3 separate regions of the Homo sapiens genome follow, and all the other regions are linked to region 2. Evidence: chromatin loops called from intact Hi-C (ENCODE). Cell type or tissue: heart left ventricle. All regions are shown on one strand.

Region 1 (5,000 bases), 210 kb before region 2:
CAAAAGGGTTGTCTTGGGTTCCTGCAGTTGTGACAGTTCCAGAAACCTGTATTTGTGTTAAAATCTACAGAACTGTACACAGTGAAGCCAATTTTACTGTATGTTAACTTTAAAAATATAATACCACAATAAAATTAAACATCACGCTGAATGCTAAGAATAGGATAGACTTGCTTCAATGGATGGGGGAAAGACTTGCTTAACGGTAGGAGCCATTTCAGGCAGAGACACTGAGGCTACTCTGTAACAAGGGAGAAAGGCAGCCTGAAAACTTGGTAAATCTGTTTCCAAAATATTTGTCATGTCCTTAAAAATAAAAGCACACTGGAAAACACAAAAACGGAATCAACCTCTCAGTAAAAGTCCTATTGGCATATCGTTAATCGTTTTTGTATTTACATTCATTTAAATATTGTTTGCTAAAGCTCATGTGATCTATTGCAAGCTGTTTAAGAAACTATACTGTGTAGAAAGGAGAATGAATGGTTTCACTGTACAAAGCTGTCGGCTTCTCTACTGACACTCAGCACAATCCATAACCTTGTTGAGACATTAACAGGACTACATTACTCATCACAATAAGATTATTAGTTGATGGGAAACAAATTACAGACCTTCCCAACCTGCTCTACTTCCTGACTGCATACAAGGCGGTTTTTCATCAATGGAAATTGCTACCCAGGAAGAGAAACTTGTTTGTCTTAGGAAATTTCCAATAGTAGAAGGGGTTCATTCTGGGAACAAAAAGTGCAAAGTGGTAAAAGAAATAAAAAGTTTAAAAATTATTTAGATGGAAGCCTAAGGGTGCTCACAGCTCGGCAACATATTGGGTAGAGATACAGAACATGAGCTGGGGAAATCGAAAAAAAAAATCATACCTGTTTTGTTTAATGCGATGGCACAGCTCTGCATGTTGCCATGGATTTATTGGAAAAACACCTTTAGGAATGGAGGGGATGCCAAATACAGTGCTGGCAACTTACGGAGACATCTAAAATGACTTGGTCTGTTCTAGTCCCTGTGTCATGAATGCCAGCAGCTAGCAGAGGCTTTCTCATCTTTTAGTTCTCAGATCATCCTGGAGTACCTTCCTGGACCACTCTCTTCCCCTGCAGGTGGAACCAACTTCTCTCCTTCACCACCTCCAGGAACCATGTACAGATGCTATTTTCCCACCCGCCACTCTCGTTCATTACTCTCCTTATCCTTTTGCACAAGGGACTGAGCTCCAAGTCCAAGGTCTGTTACATGACTGAAGGGGAGTTGCAATAACGGTTCATTAGATCACAGTTTCCAATAGCAACGGCTTAACCTGGGGAAACAGGTGTGGTGTAATTAACATAGCTGTCTGTTCAGTTTTGGCACCTGTGACCCACATCAGTCCTGTCCATCAGATTCCAGGGGGTTCCTAAATGATGGGGCTGGGAACTCACAGAAAAGAGAGGGATGTACAGAAAAATGGCACTGCCTAGGCTCACAATAGGGTCTTTGGCTCACAAAAGCTTGTCCCAGGAAGTAGACCAGGACAACATGTGAGAAGTGTGAGAATCCTAACAAGAGTGCCATCGGCACTGACAGATAATTCACGACACTCCATTGCACTAACGGCTCTTTTCACGCCTCTGTTTCTCTCTCGGTTTGTAGAGCAGTACCTTGTCCCATTGCTGTCTAGCTTTCTGGGGAACACTCTTGCCCTGGCTCTGTCCTCATCCCCTGAGGTGTTCTGACCTTTCCCGCTCGCACTCATGAGGGCACAACTAAAATGACACCTACTGTTTTCTTTCCCACCCCCTTTCTTTGCTTCCAGTCTCAGAAAGTCAATAAAAGCCATCCTTCTGCCTACCTGGACGACTCAAGGGCAGTGCAGCCTGCACACCCGTCCTGCCGAACGCGTACTAAGCTAAGCCTCCTCCGTTGCACTGGTCTTTGCTAGCTGCCCGTGATGCTGAGCACACACATGCCAGGCCCTGGAAGGCTGCCCTGAATGGGCTGGAGCCGAGTTTCCTTGTGGGAAGACGGGAAGGTTCGAGCGATATTGGTATGCCCTGAGTCAGACAGGCGAGTGCTATCTTTGTCTTCCCTCCCAGGGATCACACTGCCAGTCTGGTTAATACCCAAAGGCTCTCGACATGTCTCATTGCTCCAGCCAAACTCCCTCGTTCCAATTTCTTCCTCTGAAGCAGCTTTCATCGTGTTACATCAGTGGCTAGGCTTGACATCGGTACTTGTTTTCCAGAGGAAAACAGACCCTTTCAAGTACTTGCTTTTAAAGGTGACGACAAATGGGGATGTCTACACTCCTACCAGGTTACATTTTGGCTATAAGATGAGGTATGGTCTGAAGCCAAAACAATTTTAAAGAAAATGTTGGGAAAGGAAATTGGAATCTTTCCCCTTCTAGGAGGAGGGATGTCTTATTTTCTGAGTTAAATGCATTTGTTCCACCCTGTTACGATGCTGCTTTCTCTGATAGTTTAGGGATAAAACAATTAATGTGATATGGTGCTGGAAATTCAAAACATTTGAAAGTTTATAATAGGATCTGATGTAATATTATGTGGGCAGGTTTTACTCTTCTACAAAACAGTCTTTCTCAACCTAACCAAAGAAAGCTGTCCATGATAATATGTGTTCTGGGGGAATCAGTCCCAGTTTAACTTGATTTCTAAAATTGGTTTGATAATTCCAGATCAAGTACCACCTCCTATAAGGTGCAATCCTAGATGTCTTCGCCATATTCATATTTACACTTTTCTGTCATCTCCTTTGGCACACTGTGTGTGTCAAATTCATTTTCACACTTATTCATTAACAATATTGATGATAATGATAATAATAACAATTGCTAATTTTTTGTTAGCACTTTTACCACCTGCCAGCTTTTGTTTTAAGAACTTTACATAGGTAATGGTATTTAATCATCACAGTGACCATACCGGGGTGGAAGGAGATACCCATTATACACATCAGGAGGCTGAGGTTTAGAGAGCTTAAGTACCTTGCCTCAGGTAGGAAGTCATTGTCAGCCCAGGCCATCCCATCCCTGGCTCCTCACTCTAGTTGGTCCTGGGTCATGAATGTGCCTTTTTTTTTTTCACAATTTATTCATAAATGAATTAGTCGAAATGCGTGAACTTCCCAGACAAACCCAACTCACTGTCTGCAAACGCTCGATATTTTTATTTTAACCATGCTGTGTGGATATAATAATTCCAAATTGGAAGCTAAATTTGGCTGCATTTTTAAAGAGAGCATAATGAGCATAATTCAACATTTAATTGATGACTGAAAACCTATTAAGAGAAAACATATTGTACTATGCAGTCATATAGCTGTGTATTTCCTTTTGATTTATTTTGTCTCCATCCTTGAGGTCACGCTGTCAATCTTTGGGCTGTTTCTAGGCCTGCTGCTCACAACATCACACACTCCTTACCATTTTTGCTGTTCATCTCTGAAGTTTTTGTTTAAAAAAACATTTAATTTTTAAAAGTCATGTGTTAACAAAGAACAAACAAACACCTAGCTGAAGGCCTAACAAAGTATAGAGCAAATGCCTTCTAAAAGCCATTTTGAGAGCTTACAGGGCAGTTTTTGAAACTAATTTCTTTACTTGGGGTTATCGCCCAGAAAGTCAAAGTTGTCAAGGGCCTGTCAAGAACACTGACCGTGCTCTGAATTGTCACTTCGCTGGTTTTTGCACATGACCTTGTTTTCCCAGGTGGAATATAAAATTGGAAGGTGGAGATCACCTTATATTTGAAAAATGAATTCTTGCCACTGCTTAGGCTGGGGCTGCAAAGATGTGAACCCCCTTTCCAGGAGTCTAGAGTTTAGCTCTTTTCAATACAACATGTAGGCTGCTATGGTTGGTGGGGAAGACAGGAGACACTTGGTTTGGTTTTGGGGTTGGCAAACGGGCAAACGATGGCCACGGACCACATTCAGCCGCCGAGCTAAGAATGTTTTATACATTTTTGAAGGATTGTGAAAAAGAAGAATATGTGATAGAGACTGCGTGCAGCTCACAAAATGAAGCCTGAAATATTTTCTATCTGGATCTTCATAGGAAAAAAAAATTGCTGATTCTTGGCTTAGCGGATGAGGGAAGGCTTCCTGGAGGAAGAGGTACAGGCACTGTCTCATTATTAATTCAACAGGGTCTCCTTCAGTCTTACACACATATGTATGTATGTTTATTGTATATTATATGTATGTTTGAATGAATGAAAGATGAAACAAACAGGCATAACTGGTAGGGTCAATTAGTGTTGACCATGGACAACGATTCGACCCTACTAATTATGCCTGTTTATTTCATCATTCATTCATTCAAACATACATATACATATGAACACACATACACATGTGTGTAAGATGGAAGAAGACCCTGAATAATTAATAATGAGACAGCTACCATGAGCAAATACAGACTGTAAATCAGCACATTCACTTTAGCTCATTGAAGACACAACTGAGGAGAAAAGCCACAGAACAAGAAACAACCACCTTTCCTTTCGCAGGTCCCATGTTACATCCACTCACCATTAGTCTGTAGGGGACTGAGACCTTCACGATGGAATTGCAGCAAGATGTGTGCTGCTAAGCAGCCAACAGATGATGCCTCACAGAAGTTAACACTCTCTCCCCCTCCTGCACCTGCAGTCAGACTCCCGACTTACAACTGTTCACCTAGGCAGCTCAATACGGACCTCGGTGAAATCAGCAAACATATCTTTTTTCTTCTCTGGTGTTTTATATCTCGCCTACTATTTGGGCTTTATTGAAACAGAAATGTCACACTGCTATCTTTAGAACACTCATAGAGGTTGAACTAAGAACACTGTAGCTAGTGCCCTACACAAGAAAGTGAGGGGATGCAGATTTCATCTCTGCAACGGCAGAAGTAGACACAGCTTCAAAACAGCTATTAATCTGCGATAAGGGAAAAGGCATAAGGGCTCAAGATCTTCCTTCCAAATCCCATCAAAACCAAAGTT
Region 2 (5,000 bases):
GAGTAGAGATTAGTCTGGTAATGGTGGAGGGGCTAAAGTAGAGTAGAGGAAGGGGATTTCAGGCAAAAGGGACAAGGCAAAGCGAGAGAGTAAGGCTTCTTTGAGGATGGGAGGAGCTTAAGCGTGACCCTGACCTGTAGGAAGTGGTAACAGATGCACTTAGAAAAGTAAATAAGGGATAAAAGCTAAGAACCCCTAAACCACTCAGGGCACTGGCGAGCCATACAAATATTTTAAAGTAAAGAACACAGGATCCAATTTGCATTTAAAAAGATCCAATTGGGAAGCTGTTGCAGAAACAGGGAGGGAGGGAGTGTGATGGACAGTGAGGATGAAAATAAGTAAATGCATTAGAGGTGTTTAGCCTGTACAGTCTACAGAATTTGGTGATGAATTAAGTAAGCATTTAGCATGAGAGGCAGCACGTGGTCAGCGGCATTCAGTAAGTCAGTGCTAGGAGAAAAATATGCCAGATTGATGAAAATAGATTTATTATGTAAACATCTCCAAAGAAAAAGTTCAGATTCCCTTGGTATTCACATAGGCTTTCAAAGATATGCATCTATACATACATATGTTTAGGATCTTTCTCACAACAGATTTTTCTTGAAGATACTCAAACAAAAGCATCTTTAAAAAAAAAGTGTGATTCATTTTACACCATATCATAGGAGTTATGCTTACATAAATCCAGGGGAAAACACTTGACCACATTTGGGGTAAAAAAAAAATTTATTGAATTTTAATAAGAATCCATTTCCCATGTATTTAATTAAAATCATGATTGGTGACAAATGTAAATTAGCACAAGCATACCAAACTATTTGAACATAACTTTGCTCATACCCTTTATTTTAATGGAGAATAAATATAATCCTTCTTCTAATTAGAAAATTGAAATTTGGAAAAGAAAGGACATTTAAATTTATTAGATAATTATGAGGTGCCAGGAAGAGTGGTAAGATGATTTCTGCCAGAAACTTTTTGCAGAGCTTACCTGCCGTAATCCAGCCTGTGCTTATGTCTCTGAGCTCCCTTAATACCACTCTCACTACGACTGCGGGCTCGACAGTCTTCCTTCTGTTCCCCAAACCATCAAGCTACTGTCCGTCTCAGGGTCTTTGAACTTTACTTTTACCCTTGCCTGGAACATTATACCCTAGGATCTTTGTGTGTTTGGTTTCTTCTCAGCATTTAGATCTCAGCCACAAAGAAATGAAGTCTTCTCTGATAACTCAACCTGAAGTGGTGTTCCTATCTCTTCCCTTTCTATTTCATTTCCCTGGGCCTATTTCTTTGATAACACTCATCACTCATGAAAAATACCTTACTGAATTCGTCATCTCCTTCCTACTCTACTGTCTTCCCTCCTTCCCTCCACCCAATAGAATGAAAGTTGGGCATCTTATTTGTCCTGTACATCCCTCTTTCCCTAGCACCTAAATAATGCCTCAACCATAGTAAGTGCTCAATGAAATATTTATTAAATGAATACATGAGGACTTCATGAAGTAGAATTTTTTAAAACCCTGTTTTATACATGAAGAGATTCAGAGACATTAAGAAACTTGCCCAAAGTCACACAGTAAGTACATGGGAAAAAAAAAAAAAACTAGTAATTTATCCACAGATTGTCTTTTCCAAAACCATTTACAAGGCTGCTGTTGGAGAGGAAGGCAAGTCACACTGAGGCCTAACGGGTGTACTACATAGAAAGTTTGCTATTTGTGCTAGTATTTACCAATATTGTACTGATATAAGATGCAATGAGATATATAAGACAAGAATGGGCAAAAGCAAAAGAAACAATCTCTGGTCTCACTGCAACAATTGTCCTGGTTAAATTACAGAGTACCCAGGAAACTTAATTCTCATCAAACAGGTACTGTCAGCTGCACAGAAAGTCAGAAGGGCTGTGGAACTCATATATTTATACCTCAGTGTGTCTGAACACTAAAGTTCACAGCCTTCTGGGACACCATCTTTTACATTAGATTCACGTTCCTTAGCAGAGTGCAAATCCCATTTTGCTAAATAAAGGGTTGTCAGAAAGGGCTCCATGAACAGTAATGCCTGCTTTCGTTCATTCATTCAATAGATATTTACTTGAGCACCTACTACATGCTTGGTCTAGAACCTGAAACTGCAGTAGGATGCAGGAAGAGAGGGAGGGAGCCTTGTGTACACTAAGAGGAAGACTATTAGGACAGGGAACAGCAGCAGCAGAGGTCTTGAGGTGGGAGCATATCCAGCATATTTGAGGCACACAGCGAAGTCCAGGGGTGCAACCAAAAGAAAGTAGGCAGAAGAGGAGGTCAGAGAAGAAACTGAGTTCAAATGGTGGACAGCCTTCCTGCTAGATATAAGAGCCTTGGCTTGTATCTCGAGTGAAATGGGAGGCCATTGAAGACAGATCAGAGCTCACGTGTCAGGCGCCCTCTGGCGGTTTTGCTGAGAATGCACTTATGAATGAAGGAGGAGCCGGGAAAAGACCTAGCCTCAAGTGCAAGGGTGGGGAGACTGGAGAATTCGGTACATTCCAGAAACAGAAAAAGCCCAACATGACTGCACAAGAGTGAGCAAGGGAGAGAGTGGCACTAGATGAGGACTCAGGGGCCAAATCAGGCTGGGCGTCTGGAATGAACTTTGAATATAAGGAAAGTCACCATGCAAGGATGTTTTAATAAAATAAGCCCAGCACCTTGGGCAAAGAATGAACTCCTAACTCTTTCCTTAGCCAACAGTGGGACCTAAAAATGTGGTTTTCAGGCACAGACTAAAAAATAGCCTTAATTTTTTTAAAAGCATGCCAATAGGGTTATAATCACTGAATACACAACCTCAGGTGTATTTAATGACAGACATAGTGGTTATAATGTTAAAGTCCTTGAGGGATATAGAAATCTAACACTATCATTCTAGCTCCAAAGAGGGTTTTTGTAGTTGGTTGCCTCATCACACTCTCACTACCAATAAACTGCCTCATTTCTCCGTGACTACTCATATTGGACAAAGACATTTTCTGATATTTAGGAGAAAGAGACCTAAAATTGAAGTAGAAACATATTTGAGAACTTAGCTCAAAAGTTGTTTTTTTTTGTTTGTTTTGTTTTGTTTTGTTTTTTGAGACAGAGTCTCACTCTATGGCCAGGCTGGAGTGCAGTGGCGCAATCTCGGCTCACTGCAGTCTCCTTGTCCCGGGTTCAAGCAATTATCCTGCCTCAGCTGCCTGCCTAGTAGCTGGGACTACAGGCGTGCACCTCCACGCCCAGCTAATTTTTGTATTTTTAGTAGAGATGGGGTTTCACCATGTTGGCCAGGATGGTCTCGATCTCCTGACGTCATGATCTGTATCCCTTTTTCTTTTTCACCCTCAACAAGAATCCGTGAATTCTAAAAACTAGTCTATTAAAAAATCTCTATTTCTATATATCTATATCTGTATCTGTATCTAAATCTATAGCTGTATCTCTACCTATATCTATGTATCCATCTATCTATTTATCTATCTATCAATCTATCTACCTACTTATCTCTTGGAAAATGAGCAACTCTTTATTCTGACCATAGCATCCTTTGCATTAGATTGCCTGGTTTGATATGCTGCAAGAACAGCTTATCTCTGATGGAGTTCAAAACCAAATATTAACGGCTAATCATGCAGCGAGCCACAGGCACATGCTTGCTGACACCAGTAATTGTCTGCTTGTAGGAGTCAGTGCCTGAGGGGAGGCAGAAGTCACTCAGTTGAGCTTCTCTAAGTGAGCCATGCAGGCTTTGGGTGACACATGGGGATTTATAGCTGGAAGTGGAGAGGGGAGATGTCCCACCAACCTCCACCAGCCATCATTGGCCCTGGGACAGAGCCTACTCAGCATCTTTGGGAGGTTTATTTCTACAGCATGAGTGGGAAGGAAACAGAGCTGAGGATTTCACGTCTGGGTTAATTTCACTTCAAAGCTAAAGAAGTAACAGCTAATGTGTTATAAAACACTTTGAAATAGGTTTTTCTGATTTTGGGGGGAATCATTTGGAATTTCTGTCAAATCGCATTGGAAATGGAAGGAAATAAAGCACGGTGGGCAGAATCATGAATTCCCAACAATGTCTATGTCCTAATGCCTAGGACTTGGGAATATGTTACTTTACATAGCAAAAGGGACTTTCCAGATGTGATTAAGGTTAAGAGCCCTGAGGTGGGGAGAATATTTTGGATTATCCAAGTGAGTTTGAACTCATCCACATGTCCTTCTAAGTGGGGAAATTTTCCTGGCTGTGGTCAGAGGGAAATGTGACAACTAAAGCAGGCTCAAAGAGAGGCTACACTTCTGGCTTTGAAGATGAAGGAAGGGGCCATGAACCAAGGAATGGAAACAGCCTCTTGAAGCAGGAATCCAAGCGAAGAAAGAATCTTTGCTATGTGCTCCAGAAAGAGACGAAACCCAACTAACACCTTGATTTTAGCCCAGTGGAAATCCAGTCGGATCTTTTACCTATAGAACCGTAGGATAATCAATGTGTGTTCGCTTAAGCGTCTGTTGGTGGTAATCTGTTATGACAGCAATAGAAAAAAAGAATATGTAAGGTTTTTAGTTGCATTAGATACAAAATTAAACCACTCCAAAAAATCCTCATCATTTTTTTTTTCAAGTGATGTGGTACGTTTTTTAAAACCTGTTTAATAATGGTAGCTGATTCTATTCACTGACTTCTCTGCAAATGGAAATGGGGATTAGGTATAACATCAAACTAATGAATGATTGAAGGACAAAAGGTCTTAAGGCTGTTAAATCCCTTAATATTGTAGTAAGTAGGATCAAAAGAGAGATAGGATATAAGTTTTCTTTTAGAAAATTAAGTGATTGGGCAATGAGAATGCAGGACTTTATTATGCTAAATACACATGCCTATTTCCCAGTACACTGGCATCTGCAAAGACGACTGCAGCTTTCATTCCAGCACAACACCCACCCAACTTCGTCTTCTGCATAGAGTTCATT
Region 3 (5,000 bases), 320 kb before region 2:
AATTTTAAATTCTCACACTTTTTTCTTGAGTATTCTATTGACAAAATTCACTGGACAATGATTTGGCAAACATTTTGTCTGTCTCTGCTGGGCACAGTGGCTCATGCCTGTAATCCCAGCACTTTGGGGGGCCGAGATGGGAGGATTGCCTGAGCTCAGGAGTTTGCAACCAGCCTGGGCAACATGGTGAAACTCCGTCTCCACTAAAATACAAAAAATTAGCCAGGCGTGGTGGCACATGCCTGTAGTCCCAGCCACTCTGGAGGCTGAGGCAGGAGAATTGCTTGAACCGGGGAGGTGGAGGTTGCAGTGAGCCGAGATTGCATCACTGCACTCCAGCCTAGGTGACAGAGTGAGACTCTGTCTCAAACAAAACAAAACAAAAAAACAAAATAACATTTTGTCTGTCACATAACTTATTTGGAAAATATCTGAACTAGTAATGTTATATGACTTCTACAACAACATTTTCAAAAGCATGTTGCACAGGAGGGGAAAAATTCTGGTCTTTCCAAAGACACAATGGAAAGTGTTTCTTCATTTGTTAATTTAGAGACGCATACTCTTGTACTCTTAAGATTTGTTCTATGGGTGTGGGATGCAAAAGCTGGTGGGGAGCAGAGGTAGAAATAGAGGCTTATCACAAATGGGAGGAGTGCTTGATCTTGACCTTAATTTACGGAGGCCAGTAGAGATCACTAATTCCCATTTATGAAGGACACTACTCGAAAAGCATTGGCATATAATTTCAGAATGTATACACATATAAACAATTTCTCTGTGCCCAATGATAGAATATGCATATTCATTTCACATGTGTGTTATGCATTCTTCTGAAGGGATGAGGTGCTGACTTGTAGATTAAAGGACATTTATGGATAAAACGTGACGGAGACCCCATAAAGTGGAGTTTCCAAGGGCAGCACTATTGTCATCTTGAAAGGAGATAATTCTTCATCACAGGGGGCTGTCCTGTGTATTATAGGTTGTTTAACAGCATCTCTGACCCCTATCCACTAGATGCCTGCCATGCCCCTTCCAACTGTGACAATCAAAATAGTCTTTAGACATTGCCAAATGTCCTCTAGGGGTGCAAAAATGCTATGACTAAGAACCATTGCCCTAGATAAAACTGAAGGAGCAGACAGTGTCAAGTACTGGAGGTGACCAGGTTTCAAATCTGAGGTCAATACATTTGGCTCTGGGCTTTTTGGTCAGTTAAGGCAGAACATGGTCAGTTAAGGCAAAATATACTTTTCAGTTTTAGGTCTAGTTTAACTTACCCGATTATGGAAAGCATATAATTTCATCCTCAGATAAAACTTTTTCATGCTTACTTAAAGGTAATTTAGTGTTATGATTATGACAGATGAGTACAGCGATTCTTAAAGACTGGATAAAAAGACAAAAAAGTCATCCTCAAAGCATTAGGACAGCTCTGGGGAGGATAATTGAAGCAGCATTAGCATCTCAGGATGACTAATGTGCACCTCTGGGGGCAGATGAATTCTGGAATCTTCTTTGTGGAAAATGACTGCTTGAAGGAAAGCTCCAACCTCCTGCCCAAAGATGCACAGGGCACAACTCTGAGTCCAAATTTGTACCTATTTGAGTAAGTTTCTATACCTTCTGGTCCTGAGTTTCTCAGAGAGATTTTTCCTTCCTTTAAAGTTGTTAAAGTTATACAATGCTAAGCCTGGCATGCAATAGGTGCCTAATAAATGCTGCTTCCTTTCCCTTCTTTGAAATATCCCTGTAGGGTGTTTCCGAAATGTGGGGGTGAAGTGGCTATAGATGCTAAAAGGCAGAATGGAAATTTGCATGTTGGAGAAATCCTTTAATACAATCTCTCCCTTGCGATTTCCATCCCGAATTAAGCATATCTCACTGCGTGCCAGCCTGGCTAACCATTCCATTGGCTGCTCTGTCTTAATTGCTCCAGTCTCCCCCACCCCCACCCTATGGTTCTGTTTTCTCTCCTCCTTCTTAGCACCTTGTTAGCACCTTTTTTTTTCCCTTCAAGGATACAGTTGCCTGATTGCTTCAATAAACATTTCTATTGTCCCCTTCACTGTTCTGAGAAGAGAAGCTTTGTTGCCGAGTTGTCAAAACTCCTTTCTATTCTCCCCCAAAGCACAGCAGCTCTGAGCCTTTCTCTTTCATGCCAAGCCAGGCAGCTTCCTCCCCAGGGAGGCTGCATGTCTCCTGGGAGAGGGACCCAGTCTGATGGCATGTGCTGCCTGCTGCTCTCTGCCTTCTGATTAGGCAGGACTTTCTCCTGCTGCTGCTGCTGCTGCTGCTGCCACTCCAGCTGCTGCTGTGGCTGCTGTTTCTGCACAGGCCCTGGGATGCTTTCAAGTAGCTCTGGACCATGCCAGTTGCTGCAGATAGCATAGGTATGCACATTGCTCTGAGCAGGCACTGTGCCAGCTCTGAGTGATCCAGCCAAACACAGCTAACAGACAGGAACAGCAAACAGCTTTTAATGGGGGCACCTATGAAAGGCAATGATTTTTCCCCCCGTTTCTTTTTCTTTTGGCATACCTTCCAAGATTTGGATTAGAAAACCTGAACCAGCTGGCGAGAGCTCAGAATTTTCCTGTGACCTCAAGAGGGCAAGCAGCAGCTGTAACCTCACCTTTGCCTCCAGATGGCATTGTTGCCACATCATCGTTTCCTGGTAAGCCGGTCCTTATCCCATTGTTAAAGGTGTGCCCATCTGCAGGCTGGAGTTGCCAATTGAGTCCGAGCAGATGCATTGCTGCAGGAGAGACAAAGTAATGAAAATATGAATAGATAATTCAGCAATGCAAATGTCAAGGGGGAGGGCCAGGTGCCCTTTTCCAAGCGATTGCCTTTTGAGGAAGCTGCGTCAAAAATGGCTTGCCCCAGGCCACAGGGATTAGCTAAATACAGAAAGCAGAGACCTGGGTGGTTAGGTCTCCCCTTCTGGCGCTGCTGCTCACAGTCTCAGGGGGAGAGGATCCCTTACAGTGAGCGGAGGAGGGAGGAGAAAACACAGCCCAGATCTTCCAAACGGTGCCACCATGGAGGGGAAAATGGCCCTTTCGAATCACTGTAAAGAGTGCTGCTCTACCACATCCATCCTTTTCTACACTCTGGACACAGTTGCTTTTAGACTGTTAGTCTAGGGGCATTGACAAGGATTGTTTCCCCAAACTATACACTCACAAGTAAATCAGCTTCAAAGGAGGCTACCCGAATAGTACCTGTTTGCTGGTACCTGTTTGCTGGTACCTGCTCTGAACTATCAGTGCAGCCAGCAGCATCTATAGTGGTACTGGCCCACCTCCCTAACTATTTCAAACTTTTAGAATATTTTTCCTTTCCACTCCTCTTCATGATGAGTGGATACCTTTCAGCACATTGTAGAAAAAGCTTGGGGGGTTGATGGTGGAATGGGGTCCTTTTCTGAAAACATTACTATTCTTTCTGTCTCTGTCGCTCTCACTTTAGCAGAGTATGGAATGAAACAGAGTTCTGAAATACTGCCTGTTCTTTGCTAAGGAACTGAGCACGTCTGAAGAAGTCTTGACTCCCATGGGCACCCCAGGCCTCCAAACAAACTTCTGGTCTTCCTTGTCATCCTGCCTGTGTCAACTCCCCACCATGAGTTTAGCAAACTTAACACAACCCTATCCCTGATGGTTCTTGGTGAGTTTTTTCTACTGAGTGGAATGAAAAGCAAACCCTAAACACCTGTATTCTTTCAAAGCCCTTATCTAAGAGATGCTTCCTTTGAGAATAAGTAAGGAATTTATTCCCCTGCATGTCTCTCATCCAAACGATGTCTGGCATTTCCACTGGACACAGGTTGACACTGTTGCTACATTCCTACCACCGCAGGAGAGAAAGGGCTGTTGACAGGGAGACGTTTGGAGTCTGATGTGGGGATGGGAGAAACAATTATCTGCAGGGAACACAATTAACAATGCTTAGGAAATTGTTCACACAGCAATTAATTCTGCATGCCTACCACCACGTAAAGTCAGACTGCATTCTATTAAGGTTAAAAACCTATCTTCAAACAATACAGCTCAGATTGATGGCCACAGATGAAGGTGGCAAGGTGTCCGTGTGTGTGTGGGTGTGTCTGCTTTTCACTTACACTCTTCTCCATCTTAGAACCATGTTTTCTTTCCTCTAAAGTGAAAGGCCCACTGTTACAACTTCTTGAGATGATAAATAGTAATAAGAGTAAGTGACATTTACTGTACACTTTCCATCAAGGTAACACCTAATTTTCTCCTGCAGTTTGTCCGTTATATGTAGGTCACTCACTTGAAGAGACCAGATTCCATTGCCTCAAATAATGACATATTTTCACTATACAGAGGTCAGGAAATGAGAACTAATCATGGTGGCTTCAAGATAACGATAGCTTCTGATTTGTAATTACCAGGTGAAGGGAGCCAAGGAATTAGCTATTTTAAAATAATTTTTTAAAAAAATGATACTATTGGGTTATTGAAGCTCGCCTTGGGCCAGCTGCAGCTGCACTGGAGGTGCGGTTCTTTCAAGGAGGGTCTTAAGACAGACACTGGCAGGTACTGCAGGTGCCGCTGGAACCCAGGCCTAACAAAGCTTTGATTTCACGTCTATGGAAGGAGTGGTGGGTCCCATCAGGCAAAGATGACAACCTCCCCAACATCCCATCTCAAACTCTTGTCAAAACTGCTCTGCTCTTATAGCACTCAATCTTGCCACTGTAAGGTGCAGAACATATTGCAACCATCAGCTTTGGGAGAAAAGGAAGCAAACAATCCCCTAATGTTACTGAACAGGAAGAGACATCCCTGCAACTGTGTTTCCTCTGTTTCCAAGGATGCCTTCCCTCTTGCCTCCCCTTCCCACCTTTTTCTTTGTTTTGGGTTCCATGGCATCTTTTTATTTTTATTTTTTAAAAGTATCCTGAAAATAAGAAAACTACAGATGAGGTGGAAAGGGTTAGGGTCAGAGTACACCAGTAACTTCTCAGA

Evidence for each region. Peaks named below come from ENCODE experiments on the same cell type or tissue, not always from the same donor. Only the 100,000 strongest peaks of a DNase experiment are listed, where the experiment ranks them.
Region 1: it touches region 2 in a loop (4-fold over the local background); 14 of 110 quality-filtered maps call a loop at or near these places.
Region 3: a loop joins it to region 2, with 3 times the contacts of the local background. A loop is called at or near these places in 40 of 110 quality-filtered maps.

Annotation. Positions count from the first base shown.
Region 1 is chr5:167,931,764-167,936,763 of GRCh38, reverse strand. All of the region lies in intron 5 of TENM2 (teneurin transmembrane protein 2), which reads right to left. TENM2-AS3 (TENM2 antisense RNA 3) reads left to right here. Exons shown (of 3, transcript XR_941186.3): 3 at 1-383. Among named protein-coding and RNA genes, the nearest start is that of TENM2-AS3, 19 kb to the left of the region's middle. In heart left ventricle, no CTCF peak of the experiment used is centred here; a DNase peak (open chromatin) is centred at 1,973; H3K4me3 peaks cover 2,500 bases; H3K27ac peaks cover 2,776 bases.
Region 2 is chr5:167,720,901-167,725,900 of GRCh38, reverse strand. All of the region lies in intron 4 of TENM2 (teneurin transmembrane protein 2), which reads right to left. Among named protein-coding and RNA genes, the nearest start is that of TENM2-AS4, 63 kb to the right of the region's middle. In heart left ventricle, CTCF peaks have their summits at 2,228 and 2,435 (motif pointing left); a DNase peak (open chromatin) is centred at 2,440.
Region 3 is chr5:168,045,188-168,050,187 of GRCh38, reverse strand. It overlaps TENM2 (teneurin transmembrane protein 2), which reads right to left. Exons shown (of 31, transcript NM_001395460.1): 8 at 2,639-2,761. Among named protein-coding and RNA genes, the nearest start is that of TENM2-AS3, 94 kb to the right of the region's middle. RefSeq lists an enhancer at 1,702-2,459. In heart left ventricle, a CTCF peak has its summit at 2,642 (motif pointing right); a DNase peak (open chromatin) is centred at 2,387; H3K27ac peaks cover 948 bases.